Regions from separate parts of the Homo sapiens genome. Here regions 1 and 3 are each linked to region 2. A link is a contact called in ENCODE Hi-C or POLR2A ChIA-PET data. All regions are on one chromosome and are shown on one strand. The core of a region is the stretch at or near the end of the contact, and the rest is flanking DNA. Distances in the headings are between cores, read along the strand shown.

Region 1 (3,262 bases), core at 492-2,991, 5.3 Mb after region 2:
TTCCAGTTTTCTGCTTTTTACTGTAGATAACAATGACAGTGAGTTCCACCAAATGCATGTATGTGCACAGCTTTGTCATTCTTTTCCCAGCCCCCTTCTTTTCTATGAGAAAAATACGAGGAACTTAGGTTTATATAAAAATGTCGATTTTTCTTTTGCATACATAACTAATGGATTTTCAAGACAAGACAATTTATTCTGATAACTATCATCCTAGAAATGTCAAGAGAACTTCCCAAATCCAAAAATAAGAAGAAAATCTGATATTAACTGGAGAGGAAATTTCCACTCAAATCATAAATAAAATGTCATCAATTAAGCTGAACATCAATAAAACTCAGTCAAAAATCAAGCCTCAATACAGAACCCACACATAACCCACATGTAATCAAAATATCACTTATATTTGCTAGCGGAGTTCACAGATGAATTCTGTATGTGCGCCAGATTTATCTTATTTTGTAATGCTGGGGTTAATATTTATTGGTATAAATCAGGGCCCACACTAAGTGTCCTGGGGAGAGGCAATCCAAAGAACGCTTAGTAGCATGATAAAACCGGTCCAAAACGAAAAAAAAGAAAAAAAGCCAAGTCCTAACACAACAGAGCGAATAAGCGACAAATAGATCACAGAAAGCAAAACGAAAACGGTCCTCTCCGGAGTAGCCTGAATAAAAGATCTTCACTCATAACGTTTAATAGTATCCTACCTCACTTCATTCACTTCCCAACTTCCTTTTACTTTTCAAGGGCCACCACGGGGCTTCCCTTTTTCTGGAAGTGTATATTGAAAGGATCTGTACAGGAAAGAGGGAAGGAACGGACAATTCTCAAGAAGGCTGAGAAACAGGTGGGTTAGCAGGAGGAGCATAATCTAGATACTTAAGGGGCAGCTTTAAGATGACAGATGTGGTGGAAGGAAAGACTGCAAATCGGAAGCAGCTCTAGTGTGGCAGATACACTGTGGGCTGATTGCAAGCACCAGAGGGGGGCAAAGGCTAACTCCAGAGTGGTAGCAGTGGAGCAAAAAAACAAGCAGCAGGACGAGTGGGCAATGAGCAGTGGGATTAATGAGCAGCAGCAGCCAACACGGATCAGAGTGGAAGTGATGGCTTTGGTCTTGGGAGACGGGGGCCAGAGGGAAAGGACGTCAGACAGGGAACAGGGGATTGGGGAAACAAGGAGGGCTGAGACCTAAGAATCCTGCCCCGGTGAAAATGCAGGGGGAAAAGCTGGAGACCAAAAGCCGCCTCGGCTCCCCAATTAAAGAAATTCTCGAAGGAGAGTCGCTGCTTGCCGCCGCGCTGCCTTCTGACCCGCTCCCTTTTCCTTATGGTAACTGCTGTGGCGTAAAGGGGAGAGGGAGGAAGAGGAGGAGGAGGAAGAAGACCAAGGAGGAGGAGGGTGAAGATGAGGCGGGGGGTGGGGAGAAAGGGGGGTGCGGCCTGTACAGTCCCAGCGAAGCCTCCGCTCTCTCGTAGCCGGTCAGCCCCGGGTTTCCCCTAAGCCCAGCCCCGCATAGACTCACCCGCCTGCCTTGCCTCGCTTTTCCCTCAGCCGACTCCACGGGCTGCCGCGTCCTCACAAGAAACCACCGAACGAGCGTCGGGGAAAAAACTCTTCAGAACCGGGCCTGATTGCTTCAGCGAGTCCGACCTTTACGGCTGAGAGAGAGACTCTCAGCTTTCGGTGGGTTCCACAGCCAGACGGGCCACCATCTTACATTAGGGTAAGACTCCTCCGGCCTCCCGTGCGCAGGCGCACGCTGATCCGGCCAGGAGGGGCGGGGGAGGGGCGGGAGGAGCGGCGGGCGGCTGAGTGGGAGGTTGCGGTGGCCGCTCCCGCAGCACCCTGGGAGTTGAAGTCCTCGGAGGGTAACCTCCCAGGGGCACGCCGGGAGTTGAAGTCCTCTCTCAGAGGGCGGAGGGGATCGCCCACCTCACGTGGCTGCTGGACTGATGCCTTTCTTCGTGTTTTGCTTCCTTCTCTGCACGCGTGTGCTGCTTCAATGTCATTTGGTCGGCGGTTTTCACTAGTGATTCCGTGTCCTCGGTGTTTGCGGAAATGTGCTACCCCAAGACTGGGGCGAGGCTAAACAGTTTTTCGGGGAGCCCGGAATGTTTATTCTCTGCCCCGCCCACCAGGGATATCTAAAGGGGGCGGGGTGGAGGTGGAGGCAGGTTGTGGGTACGAAGAGCGCGGGATTTGATCCAGGGTGAGAATTTGATACAGACTTGGCGTCTGTTTGCGAACAAGGAGGAAACAGGCGCCTGTTTAATTCATTTCCCTGTCCTTGCGCATTTGGGGCCACCACCCTTGATCCCTTCTTCACTGTAAAATCACCAGTGAAGACATACACTAAATTGTTCTGTGCAGATTACCCAAGAGAACGGAACACCCGTGCACTTACAATAACGTGCTTCTGTTGGTGTGAATTTGAGAATTTGCGGACCTCGGTGCAAATTAGTGTTAGTTCGGTGTCCAGCCAGCACAGCTGTGTGCAAGTTTACAAACTACACACATCGGCACATCCCCAAGAACAATAAATGCAGCCACAATCCCTACGAGCACTGAGGAATCATCAGTCACAAAAGTCAGTCAATGTACTGGTCGCCCCGTTTGCATCCCAGAACTCTGGTGGAAGTGGCGCTCGAAGCAGTAACTTTTGCTTATTGCATGTATTCTTCACCCACTCATACAGCAAATACTCAATGAGCTCCTCCTAGCTGCCGGGTACTCTTCTATATATTGAGAATACAATGGTGAGCAAAATAGAAAAAATTCCCTGTCCCTATTCTAGTGATGTGTTGGGATGAGGAAGAGGAGAGAAGAGGCATTATTTTAAAAATACGTGATTAAAATGCATAGTATGTCATAACCGATTTTAAAAACTTAAAGCAGGGAAGGGGAGTAGGGAAAGAGGTTGCAGTTTTAAATTTACGAACTTAATTTCATAATAAGCCCTCAATTCATTGTTTTTTCTTTTTTTTTTTTTTTGAGACGGAGTCTAGCTCTGTCACCCAGGCTGGAGTGCAGTGGCGCGATCTCGGCTCACTGCGACCTCCGCCTGCCGGATTCAAGTGATTCTCCTGCCTCAGCCTCCCGAGTAGCTGGGATTACAGGCACGTGCCACCACGCCAGGCTAATTTTTATATTTTTAGTAGAGACAGGGTTTCACCATGTTGGTCAGCCTGGTCTCGAACTCCTGACCTCAGGTAATCTGCCTGCCTCGGCCTCCCAAAGTACTGGGATTACAGACGTG
Region 2 (3,342 bases), core at 576-3,075:
AAGTGTTATTAATCTGATTGTCTAACAGAATGTTCCTTTCATAATAGCAGGGATTTACCTTGCTCCCTTTCTGCTGTATTCCCAGTTTTTACAACCCAGCAGGCAGTCAAATACTTGTTGAATAAGGAAATGTATACTAAGCTGAATTAAACCTGAAGGCAGTTTTTTATTGGTAAATGTAAGTTACAGTGAAAATTACTTACTTACCAATATACCAGAGGGGCCAGTATGTCACATTGTAGTATGAACTAATCAATTTTCCAGTCCTGAAAAAAAATTAGAAAGGCTTTCCAGTGAACCTAAAAACACCAAAAATCAAAAACAAACACAAAAACCTGTGGAACCAGCCACTGGCTTCTTAAAGTTTCACTTTTTTTGGACTGATTCACTTACATTTCAGTATATATCATTCCAGCCATAGATACATTTAGGAGTCCCCAGGCTAAGACCACTTTCCTAGCCTCTGTTTCTTTTCTCATCTTGATGGTTCTGTCAATAAGGGAAGCACTAGGGTGTGCCTCCCCCTGCATCTATGAAAAAACAAAAAGCACAGGAATTAACCAGAAGAAACTATTGCTCCATTTAAAAACCAAATTTTGCATCCCTTATAAAGGTAACTGAAACCGCATATACCTTCTCTCATCTTTAAAATGTTTTATCAAAACTTCTTCCATTTTAATATCAGTATATGAAAAGGGAACCCAAAATTATATGTAACTTAATTGGCATCACAGTGTAATCAACAGAGAAGTGGCTGGTTATTTATCTATTTATTTGTTTTGAGACGGAGTCTTGCTGTCTCCCAGGCTAGAATGCAGTGGCGCGATCTCGACTCACTGCAACCTCCGCCTCCCGGGTTCAAGCGATTCTCCTGCCTCAGACTCCCGAGTAGCTGGGATTACAGACGCCCGCCACCGCGTCCGACTGATTTTTGTATTTTTAGTAGAGACGGGATTTCAACATTTTGGCCAGGCTGGTCTCGAACTCCTGACCTTGTGATCCACCCGCCTCGGCCTCCCAAAGTGTTGGGATTACAGGCGTGAGCCACCGCGCCCAGCCGTGGCTGGTTATTTAAGAACAATTTAATACTTCCAATACATAAAAATGTCTTATTTTGTAATTTAAGGGTTATGTCTAGAAATACTTTGTATTTTGTCTTTGGGGTATGTTACACGGACTAGGCAAAAGGCTAACTTCAGAAACTCAAAATGTCAAGTTTTGGGAGACTATATTCCATATCTGCTGTAAGTCATAAAGACTGTTGTACATCCTCATGCAGACGCCATTACTATCTCAACAACTCTGCACTTGGACAGCTGTACTCCAGGGCTCTCCCTTTTGTGTGTGGATAAAGGACAAGGATCCAAGTTTTAGAAGGGCACGTACTTATGATGGGGTGGTGAGCGGAGTAAGAGGGAGAGAGGGGAAAACGTGCATTGTTTTGGTCCACATTTGGGATTTATAATTCCTCCTTTCTTCAGCTAGGCTCAACTCTTACAGACCGTGCAAAACTTGTTCCAGCGACAAGCAGTCGTATCCCACAGAGGACAGAGCAATAGCTTTCGCGCCACTCAGCCCCCGCGTCCCAATTTCCCAGTCCAGAGCTTCCCTCCCCGGCTCCTGGGCACGAACTTCAGCAACCCTATTGCTTCTTTCTTCCCTTCCCCTAGAGAGGCGGAACGCCTAGCCACATCCCCCTTGGCTGAACCCAGGACAGATCAGCAGGCGCGGAACTCCCACAACCCGCGTAGATTCCAAGACAGGAAGCACAAACACGACCCCGAAAACGCACCATGTCCTCTGGCCGGAAAACGCAGGCTCGCGCCACTCTCTCTGGGCATGCGCAAAGCCAAGCTCAAGCGGGAGGCCACCGGCAAGCGGCTCTAAAGTTACCGGAAGAACTAGGTAGTCTCTTCTCGCGAGAAAGGGAGGGGTCGCAGGCCCAGGCGCTCGGAGCGTTACCAGGGAAACAGGTCTCGGTTTTGCGGCTCCCACTCAGCTGCGGGAGAAAGCTAAGCAGCAAAATTCAGACCAGGCTCTGAACCCGCAGTAAAAAGTAATAATTGTAACAAGCTGAATTTTGTATCTATTAATATAATTTTAGCTTCCCTAGGGCATTTATGGACTCACATGTGTAAACTGATTAAGTAGGGCGGCTCACCGTAGGATAGAGTGGCGTGATAAAGTGGCCAGACACCATCAGTGACAAAGCATTTCTTTCCCCTGTGTTAAAGTATCTATGTCAAGAGTCCTGACCCCATGTAATTTTTTTTTTGGTAGAGACAGGGTTTCGCCATGTTGGCCAGTCTGGTCTCGATTTCCTAACCTCAAGGGATCCGCCCGCCTCAGCCTCCCAAACGCCTGCTGGCCTCCCACCGCCTTTTGGGATTACAGGCGTGGCCCACCGCGCCCGGCCTAAATTCTTAATCTGTTTAATAGGGTGCAGCAATAACAAGCACACCCAAAATTTGTTTTATTGAAGTTGCTAGTGGTTTTGAGGTTAAAAATAATAACACATTTTCGTATGTATTTTTTGGAAGAGCTGCTCATCCTGAGGAAAAGGTTGAGCTTTGTTTTATTTAGCACAAATACCTACAAGTGTGCCGCTGAGCCAGGCGCACGGATATAGAAAATAAGACCTTCCTGGTTATTACCCAGAGGAGCTCAACCCCAGCGGAGGCCCACAGATGCATTTCGGTGGCAGGTGAGGTGGATGCAGTGCTCCCCAAGGAGGCGCATCCAGCCCAGCCCCAGCTCTCGCGAGCTTCCTGGAGGAGATGACGCGTTAGAGTCCACAGCCAGAAACCCAGGGCCTGGGGACTTGTTCTGAAGTGTGCCTCCTAATAAAAACATTAAGCCATGCCACAGTAAGCTAGTGGATTACATCATGTATGTCCAATGGCCAAAGTTTTTCCTAAAATGATCCTAAGATTAATACCACGTGGTATTGTATATTAATGAAAATCGGCAGGTATGCTGTGCTCTTGAAGAGCTGTTAAGTTTTATCATTTTTAGATTGCTTTAGCAGCAATGTTGTTTTGCTCTAGTTTTAGATTTAGAGATGAACTAACTGGAAAATTGTTCAAAGTGAAAGGGCTCAAGGTGCAATCAAAATTAGAATACCGGCCGGGCGCGGTGGCTCACGCCTGTAATCCCAACACTTTGGGAGGCCGAGGCGGGCGGATCACGAGGTCAGGAGATGGAGACCAGCCTGGCCAAGACGCTGAAACCCTGTCTCTACTAAAAAGACAAAAAATTAGTAGGGCGTGGTGGCATGCGCCTGTAATCCCAATTACTCTGGAGGCTGAGGCAGGAGAATCACTTGAGCCTGGGAAGCCGAGG
Region 3 (3,623 bases), core at 462-2,961, 5.0 Mb after region 2:
GGAATAAAGCTTTTTCCTCTTGTCATGGCTTCTGGGTGTAAAAAAAAATTTGTAAGTTAGCAATCTATAAAATTTTCAAAACATACTAATGCAACGGTTTTTCAGTAATTTTCTGATGTTAGAGAAGTGGTTTGACCCTCTAGCAAGCACGGAAATTTCAGGTGTAAAAGGGCTCTGGCCCAGAACCTAAGAGATCTGGCTCCAGATCTTGGATCTGCCTCTGACTTACTTGATCAATTTGGCAGTGTCATCAGGCCAGGCACCGTGGCTCACGCCTGTAATCCCAGCATTTTGGGAGGCTGAGGTGGATGGATCACCTGAGGTCAGGAGTTCGAGACCAGCCTTGCCAACATGGTGAAACCCCGACTCTACTAAAAATACAAAAATTAGCTGGACGTGGTGGCACGCGCCTGTAATCCCAGCTACTCGGGAGGCTGAGGCAGGAGAATCGCTTGAACCCAGAAGGCAGAGGTTGCAGTGAGCTGAGATCGTGCCACTGCACTCCAGCCTAAGCGACAGAGTGAGACTTTCTGTCAAAAAAGAAAAAAAAATGGCAGTGTTGCTTAACTGTAGTTTCAGTTACCTCACATTTTTAAAAAAGGGGGTGGGGTGAAGAAGAGCTATGAGACAATCTCCACAATTCCCAGATCCCAAGGATCATGAGGAGGTGCATGGACTGACTCCTTCAAGTCATCAAAGTTCCACGAAGCCGTGGTAGCTGCTCAGAGTGTCAGCCAAGGAAGTCACCTTCTTGTGAGGAGCAATTACAGCAGAGTACAGAATCTGGAAAAGGGTTTGGATATCAATACCAATCCAATGCCCCTAGTTTATAGATCAGGCCACTGAAGCCCAGAGGGGTGAAATGATTTGCTTTTGCCACTAAGTAGCCACTAACTTTGGCCAGGCAGGAAACCAGATCTCCTAACTCCCCTCCAGTGCTCTTGCTGTTAGCTCACTGCCTCTCATTGAAGTCAGTACACACAAACATACAAATCACACACATATACATTCCAAGAACCTCGCAATGGAAAATCATTTTAGAGCAGGGGAAGTTTGGGTTTCTCTAATGTGCCATGAGGTCTTCCACAACTGCAGAAGCAAAATTGCCGATGAGTCCCTGACGAGGCCATTTTAAACAAACACCGCAGATACTTGAACGCAGCTAACGTTTTGGACTGCAGACTTCTTTGCTTCCACTGCCACTGGAAGCCAACACGAATATCTGTTGCCAAAACGCAACCATCTACCTAACCTCGGCTCCTAAAACCTCATCGCCATCCTGGCCAAGGAGGCTGGAGTGGAGACAGAACCCTAGACCAGGAGCCGGGGCATCGGGGCTCCAGCCTCGGCGATGCTCCTGACTCGGGGGGCGGCTTCAGGCAGGTCCTGTCCGTCTGAGGGTCTCAGTTCCTCATCCGTCAAGCTGGGGTCGGACGCGCTGAGGTCTCCGGCGCCCCGGCGCGAGTGACAGCGCCGCTCTCGCCCCGGAGGCAGTGCTGGGGGGAAGCCCGCTCCCCGGCTCCCTCGGGCCGCCTCTGCCCGCGCCGCTCCCGCCGGCCTCTCACCCGGAACCCCTTCTCCTTGTCCGCCTTGATCTCGGCGTCCAGCTGCCGCAGTGTGTGCGTGAACCCGCGGAAGAGCAGGTACTCCCGGACCAGCTCGTCAGTGCGCTCCACGGCCTCCGCCATCGCAGCGCTAGCGTCTTTAGGGGTGGTGCGGTGAGGGACGGAGGGGCGGGGCCTGGGAGAAATGGGGCGGGGCCGGACGCGGGCGCCGAGCACGTCACGCCGCGACAGGCCTACCAGCCCGCACGCACTGGGCGACCAGCCTGAGGCCCCGCCCCTCGGCCGGCTCCCCGCCCGAGGCCCCGCCCCTGAGCCAGCCCCAGCCCGCCTGGCCGCTCGAGTCACCCTTACCCCTCCCGAGGAGTGGCGAGGGGAGGTCCTGGCGGCGCCGGCGGCGGCTTTGTCTGAATTACTGAAAGTGGCGGCTGCCACCCACGTCAAACAAGACTGGATCTTAAGAACATCCCAGGTAGTCCCGAGGCGGGCAGGGGGTGCGGCGCCCTGTTGGTTGGCGTTACATCGCAGAGCTCCCGGTCCCCTGCCCTCCTCCTACACGGAGGAAGCTGGAGCCCTAAGAGCAGAGTGACCTGCGTGAAGCCACAACACGCGTGTCCTCAGAGAGCGCTAACTCCCCCAAATCTCTGCTTTCATTAGTAAGACGAATTGGCTACACAGCAAGATAACCAAGATGCACTGCTAGGATAGGCAAATTTCATAGCAGTGTATGTACGCTATAGTCCTGGTTTCTTGTGAAAAAAAAATTAGGTATGTATGTGTGTACATTTTTTAAATTCAGGAAGATTATACACCAAGTTCCTATGCAGTCGGGTCTCTGCATCCTCGGGTTCCGCATTCACGGATTCAACCAACGAGGATTGAAAATATTTTTTCCAAAGTTTTAAAAATAAAAAATAGCCGGGCGCAGTGGCTCACACTTGTAATCCTAACATTTTGGGAGGCCAGGGTAGGCGGATCTCTTGGCCCCAGGAGTTGGAGACCAGCCTGGACAACATGACGAAACCACATCTCCACAAAAAAAAAAAAAAAAAAAAAATGCGGAGCGCAGTGGCTCACGCCTGCAATCCCAGCACTTTGGGAGGCCGAGGTGGGCGGATCACCTGAGGTCGGGAGTTTGAGACCAGCCTGACCAACATGGAGAAACCCCGTCTCTACTAAAAATACAAGATTAGCCGGGCGTTGTGGCGCATGCCTGTAATCCCAGCTACTCGGGAGGCTGAAGCAGGAGAATCGCTTGAACCCAGAAGGTGGAGGTTGCAGTGAGCCGAAATCGCGCCATTGCATACCAGCCTGGGCAACAAGAGCGAAACTCTGTCTCAAAAAAAAAAAAAAAAAAAAATTAGCCGGGCGTGGTGGTGCTGCCTGTGGTCCCAGCTACTTGGGAGGCTGAGGCAGGAGGATCACTTGAGCCCAGGAGGTCGAGGCTGCAGTGAGCTGTGATTGTACCACTGCACTCCAGCCTGGGTGACAGAGCAGGACACCGTCTCAGTTTAAAAAAGAATACAATTTTTAAAAACACAAATTAAATATAGCATAACAACAATTTACATAACATGTACAATGTATTCAGTATTATAAGCAATGTAGAGATTATTTAAAGTATACAGGAGGAAGTGTATAGGTTAGATGCAAATACTAGGCCTTTTTACATCAGGGCATCCATGGATTTTGGTCTTCTAGGGAGGGTCCTAAAACCAACCCCCTGCAGATACCAAGTGACAATTGGAGTGGTTTTATCTGAGAGGTGAGACTATGAAGGACTTCTTGTTTTTTACTTTCTTTTTATTGTTGAAGTTTTTACAAGGTGCACGTATTTTTGTAAGTAGGAAAATAGCCAATATCTTTGAGACTTGCTTCTGCAGAATGGTGACAATAGGCCGGGCGCGGTGGCTCACGCCTGTAATCCCAGCACTTTGGGAGGCGGAGGCAGGCGGATCACAAGGTCAGGAGATCGAGACCATCCTGGCTAACACGGTGAAATCCCGTCTCTACTAAAAATACAAAAAATTAGCCGGGCGTGGTGGCGGGCGCCTGTAGTCC

Evidence for each region. A loop is a pair of places that touch in the nucleus more often than their neighbours do. ChIA-PET counts read pairs that join two places held with the same protein, here RNA polymerase II (POLR2A). Pooled maps may share reads with other maps.
Region 1: a pooled map shows a loop between it and region 2 (6-fold over the local background). The contact joins the promoter of CNOT4 here to the promoter of TMEM209 in region 2. A Hi-C loop is called at or near these places in 3 of 50 pooled maps. POLR2A ChIA-PET finds 5 or more read pairs at or near these places in 2 of 52 experiments (B cell and HepG2).
Region 3: a map of naive thymus-derived CD4-positive, alpha-beta T cell shows a loop between it and region 2 (12-fold over the local background). The contact joins the promoter of WDR91 here to the promoter of TMEM209 in region 2. A Hi-C loop is called at or near these places in 1 of 168 maps with a recorded cell type or tissue (naive thymus-derived CD4-positive, alpha-beta T cell) and 6 of 50 pooled maps. POLR2A ChIA-PET finds 5 or more read pairs at or near these places in 1 of 52 experiments (activated CD4-positive, alpha-beta T cell).

Annotation. Positions count from the first base shown.
Region 1 is chr7:135,508,361-135,511,622 of GRCh38, forward strand. It overlaps CNOT4 (CCR4-NOT transcription complex subunit 4), which reads right to left and starts at 1,742. Exons shown (of 12, transcript NM_001190850.2): 1 at 1,529-1,742. RefSeq lists enhancers at 812-1,717, 1,488-1,687, 1,718-2,622, 1,998-2,117, 2,268-2,437 and a silencer at 1,688-1,927.
Region 2 is chr7:130,203,581-130,206,922 of GRCh38, forward strand. It overlaps TMEM209 (transmembrane protein 209), which reads right to left and starts at 1,826. Exons shown (of 15, transcript NM_032842.4): 1 at 1,793-1,826; 2 at 394-530; 3 at 208-266. The coding sequence starts at 1,795. It also overlaps a transcript of SSMEM1 not described here. RefSeq lists a silencer at 309-603 and enhancers at 1,265-2,064, 1,741-1,920, 1,981-2,090.
Region 3 is chr7:135,209,815-135,213,437 of GRCh38, forward strand. It overlaps WDR91 (WD repeat domain 91), which reads right to left and starts at 1,712. Exons shown (of 15, transcript NM_014149.4): 1 at 1,566-1,712. The coding sequence starts at 1,688. RefSeq lists an enhancer at 1-244 and a silencer at 1,415-1,954.